2 separate regions of the Homo sapiens genome follow, and region 2 is linked to region 1. Evidence: chromatin contacts called from ENCODE Hi-C or POLR2A ChIA-PET data. All regions are on one chromosome and are shown on one strand. Each heading gives the region's core, a stretch centred on a gene start or an enhancer-like site at or near the end of the contact. The rest is flanking DNA. Distances are from core to core; before and after follow the strand shown. Region 1 holds the start of CELA1 (chymotrypsin like elastase 1). Region 2 overlaps FIGNL2 (fidgetin like 2).

Region 1 (5,817 bases), core at 1,971-4,470:
TAATATTGTGGAGAAAAGTCAAGTGATCTAGAAAAGTGAGGTTTAAAAAAGTGAAATTTGCTACTTGGGAGGCTCAGGTGGGAGGATTGCTGGAGCCCAGAAAGTCAAGGCTGCAGTAATTTGTGATCGTGCCACTGCACACCAGCCTGGGTGACAGAGAGAGACTCTGTTTCAAAAAAATAATAAAGCTATATAGTATTCCATAGCAGGGTTAAACCCAATTTATTCAGTCTTCCTCTACTGATGAATACTTAGCTTTTTTCCAATTTTGCAACAAGCTTTGTGACAAACTATACTGTAACCCACAACCTCGAACATTTATTTTTCTGCCTGTTTTTTTGTTTTGTTTTGTTTTGAGACTGGGTCTTGTTTTGTCACCCAGGCTGGAGTGCAGTGACACAATCATGGCTCACTGCAGCCTCGACCTCCCATGCTCAAGGGATCCTCCCACCTCAGCCTCCCAAGTAATGGGACTACAGGCATGCGCCACCATGTTTTTTTCATGTTTTGTAGAGACAAGGTCTCATTATGTTGCCCAGGCTGATACCAAACTTCTGGCCTCAAGCAGTCCTCCCGCCTTGGCTTCCCAAATTGCTGAGATTACAAACATGAGCCACCATGCCCGACCAGTGTTTATCTCAAAAGAATTCATTCCTAGAATTGGTATGCAATGTCAGAAGAAATGCAATGCCTCAAAATTTAAGTCATTGTCTGGCTGGGCGGGTGGCTCATGCCTGCAATCCCAGTACTTGGGGAGGCTGAGGTGGGTGAATCACTTGAGCTCAGGAGTTTGAGACTAGCTTGGGCAACATGGTGAAACCTCGTCTCTACAAAAAATACAAAAATTAGCTGGGCATGGTGGCTGGCACCTGTAGTCCCAGCTACTTGAGGGGCTGAGGTGGGAGGATCGCTTGAGCCCAGAAGATGGAGGTTGCAGTGAGTTGAGATCATGCCACTGCACTCTAGCATGGGCAACAGAATGAGACCCTGTCTTAAAAAAAGAAAAAATTTAAGCCATTGTCTATGCCTAACCCTAAGAGTAAGATTTTTTTTTTTTTTTTTTTGAGATGGAGTCTTGCTCTGTTGCCCAGGCTGGAGTGCAGTGGCACAATCTCGGCTCACTGCAACCTCCACCTCCAGGGTTCAAGCAACTCTCCCTGCCACAGCTTCCCAAGGAGCTGGGATTACAGCTCCCAAGCACAGGGACTACACCACAACGCCTGGCTAATTTTTGTATTTTCAGTAGAGACGGGATTTCACCATGTTGGCCAGGCTGGTCTGGAACTCCTGACCTCAGGTGATCTGGCCCTGCTGTGATGTAAAGAGGTAACCTTCAGGAGGCCCTCAAGCCTCCTCTTGGACTCCTCATCCTGGGGCTAGAGGCCAGAGGAAGCAGGGAAGCGGGAGGAGAATGACCAAAGAGGCCCCGGGTTCCCTAGCGCAGCTCACCCCTCTTCCCTGAGTGTGCCAGAATGCTGGAGGGCAGGCTGGAGAGCAAGCTCTTCAGGTTATCTGAGCATCAAAGTGCAACTCCTCTGAACAGCTCTAGACACTGAAAAAGTGACTGTGCAGATTCCTTCAAAGAGCATTTTCCAGGTTTCTCCCACCCCTGCAGCCATGAAGCTTGGATTCTGGAGTGTTTAGGCAACAAAAGCCCTGGGTGGGCAGGTGATGGTCCTGCTTCTGTCTAGGTTCCTGGCTTCTCCCTGCCTAATTCCAAACCCCATGCGTTGCTACCATGACTGCTGCACCCACAGTCCTCTGCTCTGGAGCCTGCAGTGGCTCTGATCATTTTGTGGCCAACCCAAGGGTCCTCTGCCCACCTCAAGGCACATTGCAACTCTTTTCTCTCTCTATTTATTTATTTATTTATTTATTTATTTATTTATTTATTTATTTATTTTGAGACAGAGTCTTGCTCTGTCTCCAGGCTGGAGTGCAGCAACCTCCGCTTCCCAGGTTGAAGCGATTCTCCTGCCTCAGCCTCCAGATTAGCTGGGACTGCAGAAGCGCACCACCATGCCCAGCTAATTTTTGTATTTTGTTTTTGTTTTTTTTTAGATGGAGTCTCGCTCTGTCGCCCAGGTTGGAGTGCAGTGGCGCGATCTCGGCTCACTGCAAGCTCCGCCTCCCGGGCTCACGCCATTCTCCTGCCTGCGCCTCCCGAGGAGCTGGGACTACAGGCGCCTGCCACCACGCCCAGCTAATTTTTTGTATTTTTTTAGTAGAGACGGGGTTTCACTGTGTTAGCCAGAGTAGTCTCAATCTCCTGACCTCGTGATCCGCCCGCCTCCGACTCCCAAAGTGCTGGGATTACAGGCATGAGCCACCGCGCCCGGCCAATTTTTGTATTTTTAGTAGACGGGGTTTCGCCATGTTGGCCAGGATGGTCTCGATCTCTTGATCTTGTGATCCGCCCGCCTCAGCCTCCCAAAGTGCTGGGATTACAGGCGTAAACCACCGCGCCCGGCCGCAACTCCCTTCTCTCTCCTCTACGAACTGTGATGAACAAAGCCTTTCATCTCCTGCAGGAACCTCGGCTCCTACCCTCGTTCTCCCTCTGCCCTCCACCCTCCATCTACCCTCATAGCCCTCAGACTGTCTTCACATCCCAAGGATCCCCTCCTCTACCCTGCCTCATATTCTCCTCTGGGAGCCCCTTCTTGGCTCTCCATCTGAGAGGGCCCAAGCCTGTTTCTCAGTACTTTCCTCCCCCAGAATTATCTCCACTGCATCTATTTGGCTTTTGTGTCTGCATTTACACCTATGCCTGCATCCTGGGGGCATGTGCCATCTCCCTCTTTGGGCAGAGAGAGTTGCTGTGTCTTCCTTGCCCTTGCTAACCACTCCCCCCTCTTCCACTATCCCCCTGGCCTCCAGCTGCTAGTGCACAGGGCAAGTCTCTGCATTTATGGTGCCACTGAGGACAACGAGAGAGTGATGGATGACAAGGGGTGCTCCCTTAGAGAAAAACCAGCCCTGGTTCTCCATCTTATTTCTGAAAAAGAGTTTGTTGGATGCTTTTCAATTAAAAGCAGATGATTAATTCAGCCCTGGCCTTGTTCTGTCTTTGAATAACAGATACATTAGTTTACTTGAAAAGAAATATTTTCATTTGTATTTCCATGTCACTTGTGATTTTCCCTGCCTTGCACCCTCAGCCCTGCCAGTTGGCAAGAAGACAGTCAGCTTTGCTGCTAAGAGGAGTATAAAGAGGGCTTGGTCCAAGCAAGAAGGCAGTGGTCTACTCCATCGGCAACATGCTGGTCCTTTATGGTAAGTGGATATGGTCCAGTCGCAACCCTGGTCCTTTATGGTAAGTGGATCATGTGGCCTGAGGTCTATAGGGAGGGGGACTTGGGCAGGAAGGTCAGCAAATTTTCCCTAAGTCCAGGCCAGCACCCTGTCCCAGGGCAGGTGGGACGCTCTGCCTGCAGAGCGTCCTTTACTCTCCTGGAGGCCAAGATAGAAAAGGTCAGGGCCACTGGCTATTCAGGCCCCTCTGGGTGGCAGGTCCCTGGGCCACAAAGCAGAGAGAAGCCCCATCTGGTAGTGGGGTGGGTCCCTGGGCTTCCCCACCACCCCCATTGACAGGAGGACTTCCTCAGCAGGTGCCTGGCTGGGGTGTGCACTGCAGGCCCTGAACCCTGGAGAATCTTGCCAAAGCATTAGGGGGCTGGTGGGGGTCAAAGAGTGGGGGGGGGTCTCTTCAGGCCAAAGGGTGATCTTGAGCAAAGAGGAGACCACAAGGAGCCTCTGGGGCCTAGCCTGGTGGTTTGAGAGAGGTCCTTCATAGCATGCCGGAGTTCTGGGAACACCTGGGGGAAACAGAAGGCACCCAGGCACCCCTGTTTTCAAAAGGGGCTCAGAGAACTCACAGCTGGGCCCCTCATTCGTTAGAGAGGAACTGTGAATTTGCAGACAAGGCTAACATTCCTCAAAGCACAATCGCCACCCCCCACCCCTACCCCTGGCTGACCCCATGCTTAGTCATCACTCACTTTTCTTCTGCCCCACAAAGGACACAGCACCCAGGACCTTCCGGAAACCAATGCCCGCGTAGTCGGAGGGACTGAGGCCGGGAGGAATTCCTGGCCCTCTCAGGTGGGTGTTCCTTCCCAGCCCCAGACTTCCACCCAAATAAGAGCTCAGTGCATGACATAAGGTATCATGTGTATTTGTGCATGTCCCTATCAACAAGCAGCTCTCCAATTGTCTAGGTTCTCGATTTTAAAGATGGATGGGATCAGGCTTAGGTGGTTTTCTAAATGCAAAAGGCTTGGAGGAGGGGATTTATACACCAACCACAGTCCCTCTTCAAGGCACACACCCAAACACAAGATACATTTATATTCTCAGCGACAGCACTTGTGCCACGCAAGAAAGACTGGGTGCCAGACAGTCACCTTGGACTCCACATACCTTGAAACTCACACGCACACCACTCCACACTGTGTGTGTCACAATGCTTGCACGCATGTGCGCGCACACACACACACACACACGTACAGCATGCTGCTTAGTTGGCTATTTAGAGTTTCCACTTTGCTAACAGGGCAGCTGGGCCCTGATTTAAGTGATCTAAATATGTAAACCTGGCAAATTAACTGATGAAGATCCACACTTTGAGAAGATATCACTGCAATCAGAGTTTTAGCTTATAAAAGTCTGAGCCCCAGTTTTCAGGAGTAGAGCTATTACATAACATGAGGTGCTAGAAGAAGAGACATGAACTGATAAAAACAAACATCCTATTGGTATTTTTTTTTTTTTGAGATGGAGTTTTGCTCTCATTGCCCAGGCTAGAGTGCAATGGCATGATCTCGGCTCACTGCAAACTCTGCCTCCTGGGTTCAAGCAGTTCTCCTGCGTCAGCCTCCTGAGTAGCTGGGATTACAGGCGCCTGTCACCATGCCCAGCTAATTTTTGTATTTTTAGTAGAGACGGGGTTTCACCATGTTGGCCAGGCTGGTCTCAAACTCCTGACCTCAGGTGATCCACCCGCCTCAGCCTCCCAAAGTGCTGGGATTACAGGCATGAGCCACAGCGCCTGGCCTCCCATTGGTATTTCTAAGTAGTCCCTGAAGTGGGGAGACAGGAGATGTCTTGAAAACACTAAAGGTACAGCTCTGGAGACCTAAGCCTGTTGGGCTTAGGTGATGGAGCAAATCTTTGCCTATAGTTCCTCTTTTTTGGGGGAGGAGAGGGGGCGATGGAGTCTCGCTCTGTCACCAGGCTGCAGTGCAGTGACGCTATCTCAGCTCACTGTAACCTCCACCTCCTGGGTTCAAGCAATTCTCCTGCCTCAGCCTCCTGAGTAGCTGGGACTACAGGTGCATGCCACCACGCCCGACTAATTTTTGCATTTTTAGTAGAGATGGGGTTTCACCATGTTGGCCAGGATGGTCTTGATCTCCTGACCTGGTGATCCACCCGCCTTGGCCTCCCAATGTGCTAGGATCACAGGCGTGAGCCATGGTGCCTGGCCTATAGTTCCTCTTTAAGGGAGAACAGAGGTAGAAGGAGTTCCAAAAAAGGAGTTACAATGGGTTCTAGGTCCATTGCAACAACCTAGAGAGATAATGCCAAATACACTGTGTGCCTTTACTCCTCCATCCATGTACACAGCAAACATCACCAAGCGATGGAGCATCCCTTCCTGCTGGCCCCAGAAGCATCTACACACCCCTTATCAATGCCACACTCCAGGTGGCCACTACCAAGCAATCAGTAGCAATTGGCAGGTCAGATGAAACCTATTTGCCATCTCTAGCCTAGAAAGAGAATGTTTTGAAGGACAGCAGGACTTTAAGGAGG
Region 2 (5,632 bases), core at 2,249-4,748, 470 kb before region 1:
CCTAGGGCAGTGGGGATGAGAGTAAATAGCTTTATTTTCAAATGTCTTCTCCCACTGATGTCAGGTCACAGTCACCTGAAGTAGAGAGCATCAACAGGGGTGGGGTGCTGTCAACAAGCTGCTGCTAGGAAGGCCAGCTGTGGAGAACTGAGAAGCCACCGGGTTATCTTCAGCTTCCTCTTCGACTATATACACCCACTTTCAAAGCTCTGGTGACCCAACATTTCTTGGTGTTCTCTATGGACTCAAAGTGTATGGATGGTTATGTAGGTTGTCCACAAGCCTTTCCAACAGGGCACAATTCACAATTCCAGTGCAGCAGACACCAGATTTATGAGCTTTCCAGAAGGTGGCAGTAAAGTCCCTTGAGGAAGGGAATACGGTACGTGAGCTAGCGCAGCCCTGGCTTTCTGAAGGCACTGTGCCCTGCACCTTTGAAGGTGTTGTTCTTGTGATCTGGGATGCCCTGCTCACTTTAGCCTGTCTGGTCGACTTGATCCCTCACTTTTCATGGTCCAGCAAAGGCACCACCTCCTTGGGAAGTTGCCCTGAGCCCCAGTGCCCTTGGCACATACCTGTTTTCTCACTTCACAGAGGCCATTGTCTACCTGTCTTCTCCACCCGACTGACCCATCCTATTCACCTTTCAATCTTTCCCCATGCCTAGCAAAACACTTGGAATGTGCTCCATAAAAATCCGTTGAAGAAAGAATACTGAACCTATGAGAATACGTGAACCTGTTAACTTGTCTTATCAAAAGTTTAGCTTTGAGAAATCATCATCGGCATCGACTGTTGCTGGGTGTGCCATGGGCCTCTTAGTCTTTGAGATATTTTATCAGGCTGGCCCACAGGAGCCCTGTGCCTGGGTAGAACCATTCCCCAAGCCCCAGATCCCCTTACCAGAGTGTTTGGCTCACGCTGGGAGGTGCTAAGGGGGTGTCAGGAACAGCCAAGGAACATCTCCGCTGTGTTTACAGCATGGATGGCAAGAAGGACGTTGTTTATTACATCTCACAGGTCTGCTTCCTGAGGACCACGAAAAAAAGTTCTATGATCTCTAAGACAGGAACATTTTTGCTTTGAGTAATGGTGTTTTTTTACTTTGCAGTGAGTCTGATGACCTCTCCCTATTTGGCTACTGGGAAGCTCAGAGACAAATCTGTGGTCCACATCCTATGATGTGCATTGTTGTATATTAACTTTCCGCGGTCTTCTCCAGCATATGACCTATTTATTCTACATATTTTTGTATTGTGGTGAGACCTATTGGGAATAAAGCAGGTGGCAGCACCTGCCCCAGGCATACAGCCATTACATGCAGCTGGGTCTGGAATCCAGGTGCTCTGACTTCATCAGGCAGAAGCCAAAACCAAGTGGGAAGGAAATGAATGCTCTGGGTCAGCCACTGAGGTTTCCCATGGATAAGGCAGTCCCATACACGCCAGCATCTCTGACCTCAGGCCCACACGGGGCCTTGGAATCTCAGAATCTCAGGAAGGGCTGAGGTGAACAGAGCATTTAGGAATAACAAACTTCTGGGTCACTAGGCCAGGGACTCTGGGCAGGCCTCATACAACTCTTTACATAACCCTGGTGCCTCTGTAGTGGCCAGCACACGGTAGGTGACAAACATCTCTTACTGAGCGAGCTTCACTTGAGTTTGACTATTCCGAGGGCTGGGATGTCCCGCCCATTGTCCGATCCTTCATAGAAAGTAAGGATCACGTGTCCTGCAAAGGACATGGCTGGAGTGGCCAGGACAAAAATAATAACCATTGCCTACAAGGTGAAGTTAGGGCCAACCACATCATTTCCAGACCCCTTTGGGCGCTGAGGAAAATATTTTCAGACAACTTTAATCCTGGGACATAAGAAGTGTATTTGGTGCCTGGAGGGAGGGCCCCAAGAGAGTGGGGCGGTAGGTGGTGGATGCCGGAAGCCCAGCCTGTCCAAGCCGCAGTCTAGGCGGACTGGCCTATGGCTAGCAGTGGCCCACTGGGTCCTCGGTGGCTAGACCTCACCAGACCTCCTGTCTCTTGCCCGCAGCTCTGTTGAAGATGCACTGGACACCAGAACACGCCCAGCCCCTCAACCAGTGGCCAGAGCAGCACCTGGACGTCTCCTCCACCACCCCGTCGCCGGCCCACAAGTTGGAGTTGCCCCCTGGGGGTCGCCAACGCTGCCACTACGCTTGGGCACACGACGACATCTCAGCCCTCACTGCCTCCAACCTCCTAAAGCGCTATGCAGAGAAGTACTCTGGGGTCTTGGATTCTCCCTACGAGCGTCCGGCCCTGGGCGGGTACAGCGACGCCTCCTTCCTCAACGGCGCCAAAGGGGATCCCGAGCCCTGGCCAGGGCCGGAGCCACCCTACCCCTTGGCCTCACTCCACGAAGGCCTCCCAGGAACCAAATCGGGCGGTGGCGGCGGTTCCGGGGCCCTGGGGGGCTCCCCAGTTTTAGCCGGGAACCTCCCTGAACCCCTCTACGCCGGCAATGCGTGCGGGGGCCCATCGGCGGCGCCCGAGTACGCGGCCGGCTACGGCGGGGGGTACCTGGCGCCGGGTTACTGCGCGCAGACGGGCGCCGCGCTGCCCCCGCCGCCCCCGGCCGCGCTCCTGCAGCCCCCACCGCCTCCGGGGTACGGGCCCTCAGCGCCGCTGTACAACTATCCCGCAGGGGGCTACGCAGCGCAGCCCGGCTATGGCGCGCTCCCGCCGCCCCCAGGCCCACCCCCGGCCCCCTACCTGACCCCGGGCCTGCCCGCGCCCACGCCCCTGCCCGCGCCGGCACCGCCCACCGCCTATGGCTTCCCCACGGCCGCGCCGGGTGCCGAATCCGGGCTGTCGCTGAAGCGCAAGGCCGCCGACGAGGGGCCCGAGGGCCGCTACCGCAAGTACGCGTACGAGCCCGCCAAGGCCCCCGTGGCTGACGGAGCCTCCTACCCCGCCGCGGACAACGGCGAATGTCGGGGCAACGGGTTCCGGGCCAAGCCGCCAGGAGCCGCGGAGGAGGCGTCGGGCAAGTACGGTGGCGGCGTCCCCCTCAAGGTCCTGGGCTCCCCCGTCTACGGCCCGCAACTGGAGCCCTTTGAAAAGTTCCCGGAGCGGGCCCCGGCTCCTCGTGGGGGGTTCGCCGTGCCGTCGGGGGAGACTCCCAAAGGCGTGGACCCTGGGGCCCTGGAGCTGGTGACGAGCAAGATGGTGGACTGCGGGCCCCCGGTGCAGTGGGCGGATGTGGCGGGCCAGGGCGCGCTCAAGGCGGCGCTGGAGGAGGAGCTGGTGTGGCCCCTGCTCAGGCCGCCCGCCTACCCGGGCAGCCTGCGCCCGCCGCGGACCGTCCTGCTCTTTGGGCCGCGGGGCGCGGGCAAAGCGCTGCTGGGCCGCTGCCTCGCCACGCAGCTGGGCGCCACGCTGTTGCGCCTGCGCGGCGCGACCCTGGCTGCGCCCGGCGCCGCCGAGGGCGCGCGCCTCCTCCAGGCCGCCTTCGCGGCCGCGCGCTGCCGCCCACCCTCCGTACTCCTCATCAGCGAGCTAGAGGCGCTGCTCCCCGCCCGGGACGACGGCGCGGCGGCAGGGGGCGCGCTGCAGGTGCCGCTCCTGGCCTGCCTGGACGGGGGCTGCGGCGCGGGGGCTGACGGCGTGCTGGTTGTGGGCACCACCTCGCGGCCCGCGGCTCTGGACGAGGCGACCCGCCGGCGCTTCTCTCTCCGCTTCTACGTGGCGCTGCCCGACAGCCCGGCCCGCGGGCAGATCCTGCAGCGGGCGCTGGCCCAGCAGGGCTGCGCGCTCAGTGAGCGGGAACTGGCGGCGCTGGTGCAGGGCACGCAGGGCTTCTCTGGGGGCGAGCTGGGGCAGCTGTGCCAGCAGGCGGCGGCCGGGGCGGGCCTCCCGGGGCTGCAGCGCCCCCTCTCCTACAAGGACCTGGAGGCGGCGCTGGCCAAGGTGGGCCCTAGGGCCTCTGCCAAGGAACTGGACTCGTTCGTGGAGTGGGACAAAATGTACGGCTCCGGACACTGACGGCGCGCGGGGGAGGCCGCGGGAGCCGCAGTCCCTCCGTCCCCGCCGCCTCCGCGTGGGAGGGATGTCACTGACTAAACCCGGCTGGCAGGGGCTGGAGTGGTGAATGTGGGATCGGGGACAGGAGGGGTCTGCCGGTGGATATTTTTTTTTTCGTGGGAAGGAAAATGCTTCTGCCAGGCAGATGCCATATGCGCCGTGTACTCAGGTTTTTCCTATTTATTGTGGACTGGAAGCTCGCCATCTCCGCCCGGCAGACCGGGCAGATCCGGCATGGGCTGGCACCCGGGGCCTTAAGAACTCCTGCTCTCTTGCCACAACGCTTTTGTCTCCTCGCTATCTGAATGGCACCCTCCTTCTCCCTCACTCTCTCCATCCCATTCTCTGCATTCTCTTGGTTTTCTCTCCCTTTTGCTTTGTCGCTGACACCCCTGCCCACCCCATGCTGGCCCTGTTTCTCTCCTGCCCCTCCCTCCCCAGCTCTCCATCCCTCACCCTCTGTGCTTCTGTCTCCATCCCTGGCTCTCCAGCGTCCCTGGCCTTTTGGTCCCTGAGCTTTAATGCCTTTCCCTGCCTTCTGTTCTTATTTGGACTGCAGTGGCCCTTTGCAGGAGCTCTGGAGGCCCAGGGGCTGAGGAGGAGGGTTACCCCTCTACCCATCTGAAACCTAGGGTCTAGGGGGATCAAGGAAAAAAAGTCCCCAAAGAAGGGGAATTTTTTGTTTGTTTTTGAGGGGAGATCCCAGAAATGTAGCTTGTTTCATATTTTAGTCTTCTTATTTTTGTAAAATGTGTAGAATTTGCTGTTTTTCTTTTTCTTTTGACAACTCAGGAAGAAACTGACCTCAGAAAGAATGTTAGACTTTGGCTGCTCTCCTGTGTGCCCCTCACACCTGCCCCCTCCCCCCCACTCCATCCAGGGGACCAAATTCTCCCAGACACTCAAAAAATGAGACTTACGGGGAAGGGGAGAGGAAGACCCAGAGGCCTCAGTGAAACCCCAGCTATTCCTGGTCAGAAGCAGAATGTATTCCTAAGGGCTTCCTCCCCAGGGCCGAGGCCTAGGCATGAATGTGGGGAGTGGGCTGTGGGGTTTGAGAGAAGGGAGGCCTTATTCCTCTCCTGCTGCTCCCCACCCCCTGCCCCACCCAACCCCTCCGCTGAGTGTTTTCTGTGAAGGGCTATCCAGAGTTAGGATGCCCTTGCCCAATTCCTTCCTGAGACCCAGAAGGTAGGGTGGGAGGGCCCAAATGGGAAGGTGACCTAAGCAGAAAGTCTCCAGAAAGGTCATGTCCCCTGGCCCTGCCTTGGCAGAGGTCCCCAGTGACTTATGCTAGGAGGATTCCATCTGGGTAGACAGTCTGGCCACAAAATCAGCTACTGGACCTCAGCCATCTCTGCTGGAGGCTCTGAGGAGGAGTGAGCATCCCTCACTTGTGGGGGCTCTGTGAGGAAATGTGCCTTCCCCATTCCCCCGGAGTCCTAGGTCTGGAGCTCCAGGGCTGGGAGAGGGTGAGGGAGATGGGCAGGGGTGTTTTCTCTGACCTTGGGGGCTTAGTCTCAGTCCTGCCTGAACTTTCCACTAGGCTTGGAACCCTTCCAAGAACCATA

What was found. Hi-C counts contacts between places; a loop is a spot of excess contacts on that map. ChIA-PET counts read pairs that join two places held with the same protein, here RNA polymerase II (POLR2A).
Region 2: a loop to region 1 is called in a map of PC-9, with 12 times the contacts of the local background. The contact joins the enhancer-like site here to the promoter of CELA1 in region 1. A Hi-C loop is called at or near these places in 1 of 168 maps with a recorded cell type or tissue (PC-9). POLR2A ChIA-PET finds 5 or more read pairs at or near these places in 2 of 52 experiments (H1 and activated CD4-positive, alpha-beta T cell).

Annotation. Positions count from the first base shown.
Region 1 is chr12:51,344,082-51,349,898 of GRCh38, reverse strand. It overlaps CELA1 (chymotrypsin like elastase 1), which reads left to right and starts at 3,220. Exons shown (of 8, transcript NM_001971.6): 1 at 3,220-3,276; 2 at 4,022-4,104. The coding sequence starts at 3,261.
Region 2 is chr12:51,818,842-51,824,473 of GRCh38, reverse strand. FIGNL2 (fidgetin like 2) reads left to right here. Exons shown (of 2, transcript NM_001384995.1): 2 at 2,050-5,632. The coding sequence starts at 2,061. The coding sequence ends at 4,022. Among named protein-coding and RNA genes, the nearest start is that of TMDD1, 6.7 kb to the right of the region's middle. RefSeq lists a silencer at 3,503-3,602. Within about 2 kb of position 3,498, at least 22 of the 41 ENCODE cell types and tissues checked have a DNase peak (open chromatin) inside an H3K27ac peak, as active enhancers do.